Regions from separate parts of the Mus musculus genome. Here regions 2 and 3 are each linked to region 1. Evidence: chromatin contacts called from ENCODE Hi-C data. All regions are on one chromosome and are shown on one strand. Each heading gives the region's core, a stretch centred on a gene start or an enhancer-like site at or near the end of the contact. The rest is flanking DNA. Distances are from core to core; before and after follow the strand shown. Region 1 holds the start of Stap2 (signal transducing adaptor family member 2). Region 2 overlaps Scaf8 (SR-related CTD-associated factor 8). Region 3 overlaps Tiam2 (T cell lymphoma invasion and metastasis 2).

The links. A loop is a pair of places that touch in the nucleus more often than their neighbours do.
Region 2: a map of T-helper 2 cell shows a loop between it and region 1 (210-fold over the local background). The contact joins the enhancer-like site here to the promoter of Stap2 in region 1. A Hi-C loop is called at or near these places in 4 of 37 maps with a recorded cell type or tissue (T-helper 17 cell, T-helper 2 cell and regulatory T cell).
Region 3: a loop to region 1 is called in a map of T-helper 2 cell, with 302 times the contacts of the local background. The contact joins the enhancer-like site here to the promoter of Stap2 in region 1. A Hi-C loop is called at or near these places in 4 of 37 maps with a recorded cell type or tissue (T-helper 1 cell, T-helper 17 cell and T-helper 2 cell).

What each region holds. Positions count from the first base shown.
Region 1 is chr17:56,005,935-56,009,863 of GRCm38, forward strand. It overlaps Stap2 (signal transducing adaptor family member 2), which reads right to left and starts at 2,202. Exons shown (of 14, transcript NM_145934.3): 1 at 1,483-2,202. Mpnd (MPN domain containing) reads left to right here and starts at 3,267. Exons shown (of 13, transcript NM_026530.5): 1 at 3,267-3,322; 2 at 3,396-3,652. The coding sequence starts at 3,316.
Region 2 is chr17:3,198,848-3,202,776 of GRCm38, forward strand. It overlaps Scaf8 (SR-related CTD-associated factor 8), which reads left to right. Exons shown (of 20, transcript NM_134123.3): 20 at 1-12. Among named protein-coding and RNA genes, the nearest start is that of Gm34035, 82 kb to the right of the region's middle. Within about 2 kb of position 1,647, at least 1 of the 3 ENCODE cell types and tissues checked has a DNase peak (open chromatin) inside an H3K27ac peak, as active enhancers do.
Region 3 is chr17:3,367,889-3,371,817 of GRCm38, forward strand. All of the region lies in intron 1 of Tiam2 (T cell lymphoma invasion and metastasis 2), which reads left to right. Among named protein-coding and RNA genes, the nearest start is that of Gm52295, 38 kb to the right of the region's middle. Within about 2 kb of position 2,020, at least 1 of the 3 ENCODE cell types and tissues checked has a DNase peak (open chromatin) inside an H3K27ac peak, as active enhancers do.

The DNA.
Region 1 (3,929 bases), core at 952-3,451:
ACAGTCAGTCAGGGAGGGAGGGAGGGAGGGAGGGAGGGAGGGGCTTTCTCAGCACTCTTCTGTTTGAACACACTCAATATATAGATCAATTAATTTATTTTTTTGGTTACATTTACTGAGTGTATGGGTGTGGAGGTCAGAGGACAGTTTGTAGGTCCCAGGGATTAAATTCAGGTTATCAGGTTTGGTGCCAAGAGCCCTTTCCCACTAGGACACATCACCAACCCCTACACTGATATCATTCCCAGCCTGTGTATCCAGAGTGCCCTTATCACACTCACATCTAAGTACTTCCGTTATTTAATTTTAGTTTTCTTTCTTTTGCTTCATTGAGACATGGTCTCCTGTAGCCCTGCTGGCCTCCAGTTAAGTAGCTTAGAATGAACATCTGAACCTCCTGTCTCCTGAGTGTTGCTATGTCTGGTGTGCACCACCATGTCTAGGTTTTTGTTTTGGTAGTGGGTTTTTTAAAAAATATTTATTTATTTATGTGTGTGTGTGTGTGTGTGTGTGTACACTCACTGTCTCAGACACACCAGAAGAGGGCGTCGGATCCCATTACAGATGCTTGTGAGCCACCATGTGGTTGCTGGGAATTGAACTTGGGATCTTTGGAAGAGCAACCAGTGCTCTTAACCATTGAGCCATCTCTCCAGCCCTGTGGTGGTGGTTTTGATTTTTGTTTTTTGACTCTCGATACATAGCCCAAGTGATTTTTTAAAAAAGATTTTATCTATCTATTATATGTAAGTACACTGTAGTTGTCTTCAGATCTCATTACAGATGGTTGTGAGCCACCATGTGGTTGCTGGGATTTGAACTCGGGACCTCTGGAAGAACAGTCAGTGCTCTTAACCGCTGAGCCATCTCACCAGCCCCCCAAGCTGATTTTTAACTGCCTCAGCCTCTCAAGTGCTGAAATGACAGACAGGTGCGGGACAGCAGGCCTGACGTTCACTGCTTTTGGTACTTTGAAATTTTATAACAAACCGCAAACCAAGTCAGTTTATTTCTTTAGCTTTCTACTTTTTTTTTTTTTTTCCCCTTGTCGCTGTAGAAGCAACTCAAGCCCTTTGCACAACCTGAGTAAGTGCTCTATCGGTTACACACAGCCCTTCCCAGTGTGATTCTGCGCTGAGGTTCTGCCCTGACCACGCCCCCAGGCCCCCCACTAAGAACGGTCTTGAGAGGGCCTGGGCGCCTGGCTTGTGGTGGTAGTGTACCTGGCTCCTGGCTAGGACAAGGCTCTAAGGTCAATTCCAGTACAATTGATCAGTGTGTAATTGTAAATTTGGCCAGGCGTGGTAGTACATTTGGGTTTTCCCAGAACTTGGGAGGAAGAGACCGGAGCAGCCGTAGTTACATAGTAACTTGAGTCTAGTGCGGTCTGCCTGAGATGCTATTTTGGGGATGGGGGGGTGGGGGGTGGCGGAGGTTCAAGACAGGATTTCTCTGAATTGCCCTGGCTGTCCTGGAACTCACTCTGTAGACCAGGCTGGCGTTGAATTTAGAAATCCACCGGCTTCTGCCTCCCAAGTGCTAGGATCACAGGCCACCACTGCCCTGCGAGATGCTATTTTCAAAAGGCAAAGGCAGAACAGATTGTGAACTCATTTTCTTCAGTTCCCAGCTAGGGCACCTGGACTTTACACAGGTAAAAGGGTGGAGATGGGGACCCAGATAGTGGCTGTGAGTGGCACAACCTTCCTTTATCTTCAACCAATGTTATCTTTAGGTTTCTGTACATTGTCAAGCCACAGTAGTTGCTTCAAAGTGTCAAAGGCCACAGGGGAGCTAGGTGTGGGGATGCAAGCCTATGACGTAAGCAGGAGGGGGCTGAGCAGGAGGATCACTGCAAGTGGAAGGAAGGAAAAGAAAAATTAGCCGGGAGCCAAGGACTGTTGTAGCGCAAGGATAGGATGTGGCAGTAGTTACATCATAGAAAAGTCCCTTTTGGATCGAGGTGGAAGATAAACAGGATGAAAACGTCCAGTGAGCAGAACTTGGAGCCTCTCTCAAGGCTTTGCCTGTTTACAAGATGGTTAGACCTGCATATTGTGCCGGGACTTGGAAGCGGTAAACTATGGAGCCCAAAGTCTGGTGGCCTGGGCTAAGGGAAGAGTGGTTCTCGGACTGGTGAGATGGCTCAGTGGGTAAGAGCACCCGACTGTTCTTCCGAAGGTCAGGAGTTCAAATCCCAGCAACCACATGGTGGCTCACAACCATCCATAACGAGATCTGACTCCCTCTTCTGGAGTGTCTGAGGACAGCTACAGTGTACTTACATATAATAAATAAATAAACAAATCTTAAAAAAAAAAAAGAATGATTCTCATTACTCAGACCTTTCCAGAGCATCCTGCCTCTTTCCCCAGTTTGAGGCCACCCGGATTTTCAGACCTCCCTGGGTTGGGGTAATCTGTGATGAAGGACAAATCAGGATGAGAACAAAGGCCCAGGGCCTTGGGCGCCTAGTAACACCGCCCCTTCCCGCTCGCTGATTACACGTGAACGCCGATTGGCTGAGTGGGAACCATCCCTTGTCGCTGATTGGATGCTGGAGGCACCTGGTGATTGGCTGATGAGAACTGCCATTGGGCTGAGTTAACCCTAGAAAGGCTAAAGCTGGCCAGGCTCAGACCTTTCGATCCAGCTATAACGCGCAGCTGCTTTCCTAAAGCGGCTCTACATTTCTTACAAACCTGTTTCTTCCCTGCTCCCAACCATCAAGGGCTCTGCCTTTAGCTAGCGCACTAGCCTCACTAGCAGCTTCCTTCATCGCTGCTGTAGGCTGAGGGAATCATGAGCTCCAGGATGCAGCCCCACTAAGGGAGTATAGTCCCCCTGAGAGCAGGGGATGGGGGGCGGCGTCCTGAGTCTGTTTTTCCCTCTAGTTCACCATCTGCTTCAGTTTCCCTTGTGTCCCAAGGTCTTCCCTCATTTCTTTAACTGCGCGTGGGCAGGCCCAAGACCTAAGGTTTCCATCTCTTTCCTGAAAGCTGAGCCACTCCTGCTCAGGGATCAAAGTTGCAACCTAGTAGCTGGTGGCCTCGAGTATGGTATCTCTAGTCCCTGAATGAGAAGGTCCTGGGCCTGTTTCCTTCTCCAGGTCTCCCCCAACCTCCAGCTTTAGTTTCGCCAAATTGCACCGGATCGCTCCAACTCCAGTGCAAGCACAACCCAACCGCTCCGTATCCCCTCCGCCCCCGGCGGGCCAAACCTCCCCACCCATTTTCAGTAACCAATAGACTGCTGTGTCCCCGCGCGGGGAGGAGCCCGTTCACTCGGAGGAGGCTGTGCCGGGACACAGCGTCCATGGCAGGTAGGATGGTCCGCGCAGGCGGGGACGGGGCAGCGGGACGCGACCTCTGCAGCCAGTTGCTATTTCGCTGCAGCTCCCGAGTCTCTGTCTCCCGGGGCCACGGCCGAGGAGGCGCCGGAGGAGGATGAGGACGACGCGGAGGCCGAGGACCCCGAGCGCGGGACGGGTAGCGGAGGGCGCAGCGGCAGCCTCGGTGGCAGCGGAGGCGGCACGGCAGGGCCTGGGATGGCCCTAGGGGGCGCGCTCACGAGGCGCGCGGTCACGCTTCGGGTGCTGCTCAAAGACGAGCTGCTGGAGCCCGGTGAGGGGGTGCTATCCATCTACTACCTGGTGAGCGACCCCCGGAGACCGTTCATGTCCTCCACTGCTAGCGTATAAAGAGAAACTGAAGCCCAGAGGAACCGTGTTAATCACAATGCCACATAGCTATAACCACTGCCATCTGGGTGTGTCCGCGGGCAACCAATCTGTGTGATTGCGGCTTCCCCATCTGTAAAATGAGGCCTTCCTTCCCAGGCTCTCTATGAAGATGATGGCTTCAAAACTGTGTACTGTTATTTAAAATGATCGCCCAAAAAACTCTTTGTGATACCAAGAATGGAAGGGA
Region 2 (3,929 bases), core at 397-2,896, about 53 Mb before region 1:
CTTGTTTGATAACAGTGTTCTAGGAATTGTATTTTTTTAACCTACAAATTCTTAAAACTGAACTGTTAGTAGTATGTACTTAGCTGTTGAAGTTTCTCATTACCCTTTAACAACAATGAATAGTTGTGTGCTGAGAAAAGCCTGTATTTGATATAAAAACCATGCAGTCTGAACAATATGTATGTAGTATCTATGTATACTTATTGTATAAGCCATGTAGTTTTTCCTTCTCTGCATGTCTGTCTCTGCTCATACAGAGAAAAAGAATGTCTTTAAAAGTTTAATATTCTTTAAAGCTTGATAGAAAATTGGGAACACTGGGTAAATTAACATTCCTCATGTTTATAGCATTTTTTTAATCTTGATAAGTGTGAAGTAAGAAATTAGAAGTATATTGCCTGAGAGACAGTTTTTTGGTGCTTTAATATGGCTAAACACAGAGCCAGATGTGGCACCTAGTCAGATTTCACATTAAGTGATGACAATTTCTCACACTATCTGCTGTTCTTGTAGATGAGACTGTCATTAAGGAGCTTAGTTCACGTGCATGCCATCAGTTTCTTAATTGCATAGAATGTATATTGGCATTGATGGCATAAGTCAGGAATAAAGCTTCCATCATGTGTTTTGTAGTCTCTGAGTAACACTGTTTAGACAAGGCTCTAAGGTAAAGGAGGAGAAATGTTTGGGGTTGGCTTCCTATTTGCTTTTGCTCTTAAGTTTCATTTCTTTGCTGGTTTTGTTTTTTTTTTTTTGCATTTTCCACATTCTGCATATACATGATAAAAGGCCATCAGTAGTTTCTAGTTTCCAGTGGAGGTTTCCCATGATTCTGTGAGCACTCAGTTCCTTTCTTTTGCGTTTTCAGCCGTGCATCCTTTGCTCTGTCTAGAATCTCTAAGCTGTGACAGAGTACACGAGGCATTTAAAGTAAGACTTGTTTGTGTGCTCCTCTGGTGATGCTCTAGACAGCTATGAGATTTGTAGCCAAAAGAAAGAGTCTTTTCTCACACAGCCTGAACCTGTGAATTCAGACAGTAGGGCATAATCTATTTGGTTGATTGGGTAAGGCAGGTAAGAGAAGAAGTGCTTGAATATTTACTTCCAAAGCAACTCAGTTAATAGTTTGATTTGATGCTAGGTCTTTCCCTTAGGATAAAAAGTCAAAATTGCAACCTTGGGGCAGAGTAAATATTCAGGGAAGACTGGCTTTGGCCTTTAGGAAATGGTAGTGAATACAGTTCCTCACAAGTACTTTAGTTCCATTTTTCTCTGATCAGAATTTATGGACATTTAGTCAAGTTAAGTAGCAATATAAACAAGCTTACTTGTTAGTGGTCTGTTTTTAATTCTAAGCTTTTGGCCTTCCGTGGGTACTTGAGAAGGGTTGCACTTGCACTAGTTTGAAGGTTCTAGAAAGTGCAAGTTAGCCCAGCATTGGCAGAACCGTGTCACCTTGTGCATGTTTGGGGACACTTTTCCTTTCAGACAAAAGCGATTACTCTTTGCTTGCCCCCCTTGTCCTTGTTTGTCATTATAACAGTAAGGAAGGACTTGCTCACCCTCAGTCATAACCATTCCAGATGAGTCTGGCTTAGGATCTGCCGCAGTCCGTAGGCCTGCTGCCAATTGGAAACACATGTGAGGAGCGGCCCAGCCACTGAGTGCACTGCTTTGTGGTTTTTTGGGCAGTACTGTATGGTACACTGAATCACACCGTGGGGATCATCAAGCCCTGGGCCAGTTTTATGCTGGGCGTTCTCCCACTGAGCTACACCCAACAGCCCTACGTGGTTTCAGTGTGTGCCACGGCAGAGTGATGCCACACTCTGCAGTGTAGCAGACTGAACTGCTTAACTGTACAAATTTCATGAAGCATGGTCTCTGTTCTTAGCATTAGTGTATGTACTGCAGTTGGTAATTTCTCCCATGTCTGGAAACATGCAACAAAGCCATATTGATAAGCAGCGCTCATTTAATGTTGCTGTATAGGAGGAGGTACTAATCAGAAGTGAATGGAAGGTCCAAGTAGTGTAAGTGGCCCATTCAGAGCACAAGGTAATTTCACTAACACTTTATTCTTATCAGAGTACTTCCTCTCATCTGGGAATTTTGCTGCTTTATTAAATTTATCTTCACTCCTATGAAAAATTATACTTTGATAGAGACTGGGAGCATTATTGTTAAAGTTACTTTAAAAAATACTTTTTAATTAATTTTTCAATATATTGCTCACTGCCCCCCTCTCGGTCATTCCCTCCCATAATCCTTACCCCTTCCCTACTCCCCTTCTCCTCTGAATTGGTGGAACACTACCCCACCCCACCCCAGCCTCCCCCACCCTGGCACTTCAAGTTGCTGCAAGACTAAGCGCTTTCTCTTCCCACTGAGCCAGACAAGGCAGCCCAGCTAGAAGAACATATCCCAGGAACAGACACCAGCTTTTGGGATAGCCCCTGATCCAGTGGTTCAAGGGCCCACATGACGATCACCTAGTACATATGCACAGAGAGGCCTAGGTCCAGTCTGTTTAGGTTCTTTGACTGGTGGTTTATTCTCTGATAACCCCCAAGGGTTCAGGTTAGTTGACTCGGTTGGTCTTCCTGTGGAGTTCTATCTCCTTAGGGGCCTGCAATCCTTCCTCCTCTTCTTCCATGAGTCCCCAAGCTCCATCCACTCTTTGGCTGTGGGTGTCTGCATCTGTCTAGGTAGAGCCTCTCAGAGAATTACGTGCCCTGTCTACAATCATAACAGAGTATCATTAATAGTGCCAGGGATTGGTGCTTGTCCATGGGATGGGTCTCTAGTTGAGTTCGTTATTGGTTGGCTATTCCCTCAGTCTCTGCTTCATCCCTTGTGCCTGCATTTGTTGTAGACAGGATATATTTGGGGTTGAAAGTTTTGTGGGTGGGTTGGTGTTTCTATCACTCCCCTGGGGTTCTTGCCTGGCCACAGGAGGCAGCCTCTTCAGGCTTCATGTCCCCAGTGCTGTGAGTCACTGCCAAGGACACCCCATTGATTCTTGGGCACCTCCTCTATCCCAGGTCTCTGTGTCCTCCTGGAACAACCCCCCCCCCCCATCAGTTGCAGATTTCCATTAATTCTCATGGCCATTCAGCAATCCCCCTACCTCTCCCCACACCTGATTCTGAACCCCACCAACACTCCCCTCCCAATCTCCTCTTCCACCCAGTTCCCTCCCTCCATCTTCCTCTTAAGACTATTTTATTCCCCCTTCCAAGTGAGACTTGAGCATCCTTGCTTGTGCCCTCCTTTCTCTCCAGCCTCCTTGGATCTGTGGAGCGTAGCATGGGTATCCTGTATTTTATGGCTAATATCCACTTATAAGTGGAATACATATATATGGTGCATGCCCTTTTGTGACTGGATTACCCCACACAGGATGATATTCTCAAGATCCATCTATCTCATCGAGTCTTTGTTTTTCATAAATAGTATTCCATTGTATATATGTACTAAAAAAAACTTAAAAATAGTGAATCTCATTGGATAAAATGCTGTTAATTGCAAGCAATACTACTCAGAAATGGGAAATGTTTCCAGTAAAATATACAATGACTGTAAAATAATTCCTAACTCAGAACAGAATCAAAGAAAAAGGGAACATACAAAGTAGACAGTCGACAGATTAGTGAACATGTGTGAATTACTATAGTGAGCGAATTGAATGCATTTCTTGCCCATCTATTCTAGCACCCGTCCACTCTGAGCACGTGATTTCAAGGATATTATATTTTCCTCACTGTGTTCAGATGGGTATGCGTGATCTTTGAACCAAGACATTTTATATTCAATTAAAATATTTTTGCTGTACCCTATGTGCCTTTATATTAATAGTAAGACATTATTTAGTAGGTGCTGTGTTAGTAAACTATTTCAGCACCTTTTAGATTTCTCCCTTTGTACAC
Region 3 (3,929 bases), core at 770-3,269, about 53 Mb before region 1:
CAGTCATTCTAGCGTGTGTGTGTGTGTGTGTATGTGTGTACATATATATATATACATATACATACACATATACACATACATATATATGGATACAACTTTATAGTTTTTGTCTTTAACCTCTTGAGACAGGGTCCTGCTTTGTAGCCTTGGCTGGCCTCATAGTTCCTTTGTAGACTGGAGTAGCCTCAAATGTGTGAAGTTCCTCCCGCCTCTGTCTTTTCAGTTGTGGGATTCCAAGCATGTGTCTCCACTCATAGTTCCATCCATGTGTTTAGTTTAAATTCCTTTAGTGGTCAATTTGTCGTGTGCTTGCCTCATGCACCTTTTATTTTTTGTGTGTGTGTATGTGTTTGTCAGCATGTATGTTGTGTGCACTGCATGTGTATAATTCCACAGAAGCCAGAGGAGTGTGTTGGATCCCCTGGAACTGGAGTTATGGGCCAGCATGTATGTGCTGGGAAGGGAACCCAGGTTCTCAGCAAAGGCAGCCAGTGAGTGCTCTCAACTGCTGAGCCTTCTCTAGGGGATATGAAGACATGTACCTGTTTGGAGGAAGTTCCTCTTGAGACCTTTTGCCAGTTTAAAACACTGGCCTGTTGGTTTTCTTATTACTTTTTCCTAGCATGTGACTTGTAATTAATGTTTTTGTAAAGAAAATAACAGGCTCAGATTTAGTGGGAAGAGAACATAATTTAGTAAAAGGGGTCGTGATTCAAAGCTTAGGAATGCAGTAATGAGAGTTCTACAACACACTGTAAATGATACTTTAAGTGCTTTTATTTTATTTTATTTTTCCATGACTAACAGGAAGTCCATCATCTTGTGGTGGTCAACTGATTGTTTATATTACATCTTTACTGCATTCCCAAGGATGGGGTATGTGTATGTATATATTGGTGTATGTGTGTTGGTGTATGTGTGGGATATGAGCAAGGGTATATATGTACATTTATCAGTAGGCACATCTGCTGCATGGCATCCTTATCTGTGACATAACTACATGAATATGCACACATGTAATCTACATGAATATGCATATATGTAAAGTTAGTGATCCAATTTAGCTTAAGGTCTGAATACTACCTGAATGCTACAAATGAGCAAAAACACAATGATACATGTTCCAACATAAGGCAGTAGAGCTAAAGGACAGCTTTGGATAAAAGGAACCCATAGGGCAAAACAGACATGATGCAGGAAGGAATGGCTGAGTAAATATAGCCAGGGATTTCTGTGGAATTCTGTCCGATTATCCCAGGAAGATCCAGACTGGCTTGGGCCTGAGGATAGACCTGTGTACACCTAAGATCACTTGGTGTCTTAAAGCTTTGGAAAGTGCTCAGACTGTCTGAATGCCAGTGAGTGATTAAGTAGTTCATTGTCTTGGTGATAGGTTTTTGTTGATAATTGACAAGTTTACATCTATTTTTTAAAAAGATCCTTTTTATTTTTCAAGTGTAATATTTCCCAAAAGATTTCCTTTGCCAGGATAGGTGTGTAGGGCTGTTGGTGCAAAGACCAAGTGTAACGCCTCCTACTTAAGAGTTAAATCTGAACTCCAGGCAGACCGAAGAATCTAGTTTTCACTTTTGAAAACTGCAAGCCTTAACTGTGTAGTCTGAGAAACATTGATAATAAAACAACCAAACCCTGCTGTATTTAGGTTTATGGATCTGGCTTGCCTATGCGTCAATTGTGAATTGTGGATGGGGCAGAGGCTGGAATTTGATTATTTGGCGTTCCCTGGAACTTTTGTTTTGGCCCAGAACCAAGTGTGATGTGAGTGAGCCCAAGCCCAGTAGCATGTCTCAAAAGAGAAGGAGTAAGAATGGACATGAGCATAACTGTAGCCAACTGTTTACCAACGGGGCCAGAGGCTTTAGAGTAATTTGGTGCGGAGGGTGGAGATCCGGCTTGAACATTGGAACTAAGTTACATAATTCTGCTGCATGTCTGTACGGCCAGTAATTTGTGTTCATTCAGACTGGAAAGAACCAAGTCATTTGTTTAGACTTTTCCCTGGGTCTGGTTGCTATTGCTGTTCAGACTCCTGTCCCACCTGGCCTCCCTCCCAGATCCCTTCTCTCCTGCTGCCCTGCCCCCTCACTCCCATCCAGGCTGACTCCTTTCTTTCTCCCTTCTTCAGAATAGGCTATTAGTAACATTTTACTTTTGTATAAATGAGCTTTTGGTCCATTCTTTTTTTCATGTTTACTTAGCTCCAAGCTGTGCAAAGCCTTGATGTTTTGAGCTAAAGCCATGAATATGTTCTTGATGCAAATAGACGCACATCTCTCCTCCTGAGGTTTAAAGTGTGATTTTTTTTTTAAACCTCTGCAGTGAAAATAATGAGTTAAGGCACAGGTGAGAGGCTGCTGTTTGGCTTGGAGACACTGGTGGGGGCCACTGGGCAGGAGAAGGCAGGCATTAGGACCCTTGGGTAGCCAGCTATTCCATTGTGTGTTAAATAACCCAGTCCGATTTAGGTGTGAGCAGACAGAGAGTTTGTACCTTGAAGACACAGGTTTTGTGCATATCTGGAAACCCTTTAGAGTGGGAGATTCTTAACCTTTGAGACGCCAGCCCCAATCTGAATCCTTCCCGTGCCCATAGGTCTCACTTCTGTCAGGTTCCTGTTTATTTCTATTTTCTTAATTTTACTGTTTATTGTTAGAAACTGGGAAGGCCTGGAACAAGAGCAGATTGCTTGAGGCTGTGTGTGTGTTCACATAAACTTCGGCAGCAGTCTTTTGTAGATGGACTGCAGTGTTCTGTGTTGTGTTGCTGGTGTGTTCTTTTCCCGTTTGGCTTGAGTTTTCCCTTTGTTTTGATTCTTTATAACCGGCTTGAATTTCAGGCTTGGAAAACAGGCCCAGATTTCATAATAAACTTGAAAACTTTGGAAAAAAAAAAGAAAAGAAAAAGAAAAAGAAAGAAAAGAAAAAAAAGAAAAAGAAAAAGAAAAAGGAAAGAAAAGGAAAAAGAAAAAGAAAAGACTTTTGTTGCTGTATGTTGAAGCAAAGCTTGGTTAGTTGGTTGATATTCCTGTTTAGGTCATTCAATCTGCTGGATTTGTAGGGTTTTCAGAAGAAATATTACATACAGAATTTTAAGTGTGGTCACAGCCATCGTAGAGATCTCAGAGTCATTAGGACCTAAAGACCCTGTGTGGCACAAAGGATGCTAATTTTCTGCATTATACAAAGTGTTAACCTTGTACCATCTCTGCGGTGCAGAGCTCCTTCCTTCAAAGCTCTAGGTCCTCTCTCTCTTCAGATTCCTGGTCTTTTGTGGTATCCCTCTTGATTCCTTACAGTCAACCTCTGAGTACCCAGGTCTTCTCCTCCCCTTTAAAGAATATCCACACAAGTATCGTTCCTTTCCCTGGGAAAAGCTCAATATCCCCAGCAAATCTGGGCCATTCTCAGGGAGCCTCTTGTCCTCCTCTTTGGCTCTGACTTTGTGTTCCTGCCCTGCCAAACTCTCACTCCTCTGTAAGCTCCTCACACTCATCTTAACCAGCTCCCCACGCCTCGCTGGTGCTCCATGCATTAGAACCCTGTAGTCTGCACAGTCGTGGGCAGTAGGTCATCTCAGCTCTCTTCTGTAGTGACTTCAAAGCTGGGTTTATTCTGGTTTGATTCAAGCTCCATTAGACACTGAGCAGAGCCCCACTGAGCAGAAGGGAAGGAAGGTGCACCTTTGGAGAAACAATTCTCCAAGACTTTTCAAGGCAGCATGCACTCCCATGCAACCTTGAGGGATGTGATCTCATGAATGTGTTTGAGAATAGATACCAAAAGAAATAAGAAATACTGCAAACAAAGGAATTATGTTGTGAAGTTGTAAGAAAGAGTAGATGGCCTGTGTCAGTAAGCATGGGGATTTTGTTACACAGGGAAAATGCCCAACTTTATACTAACACTTTG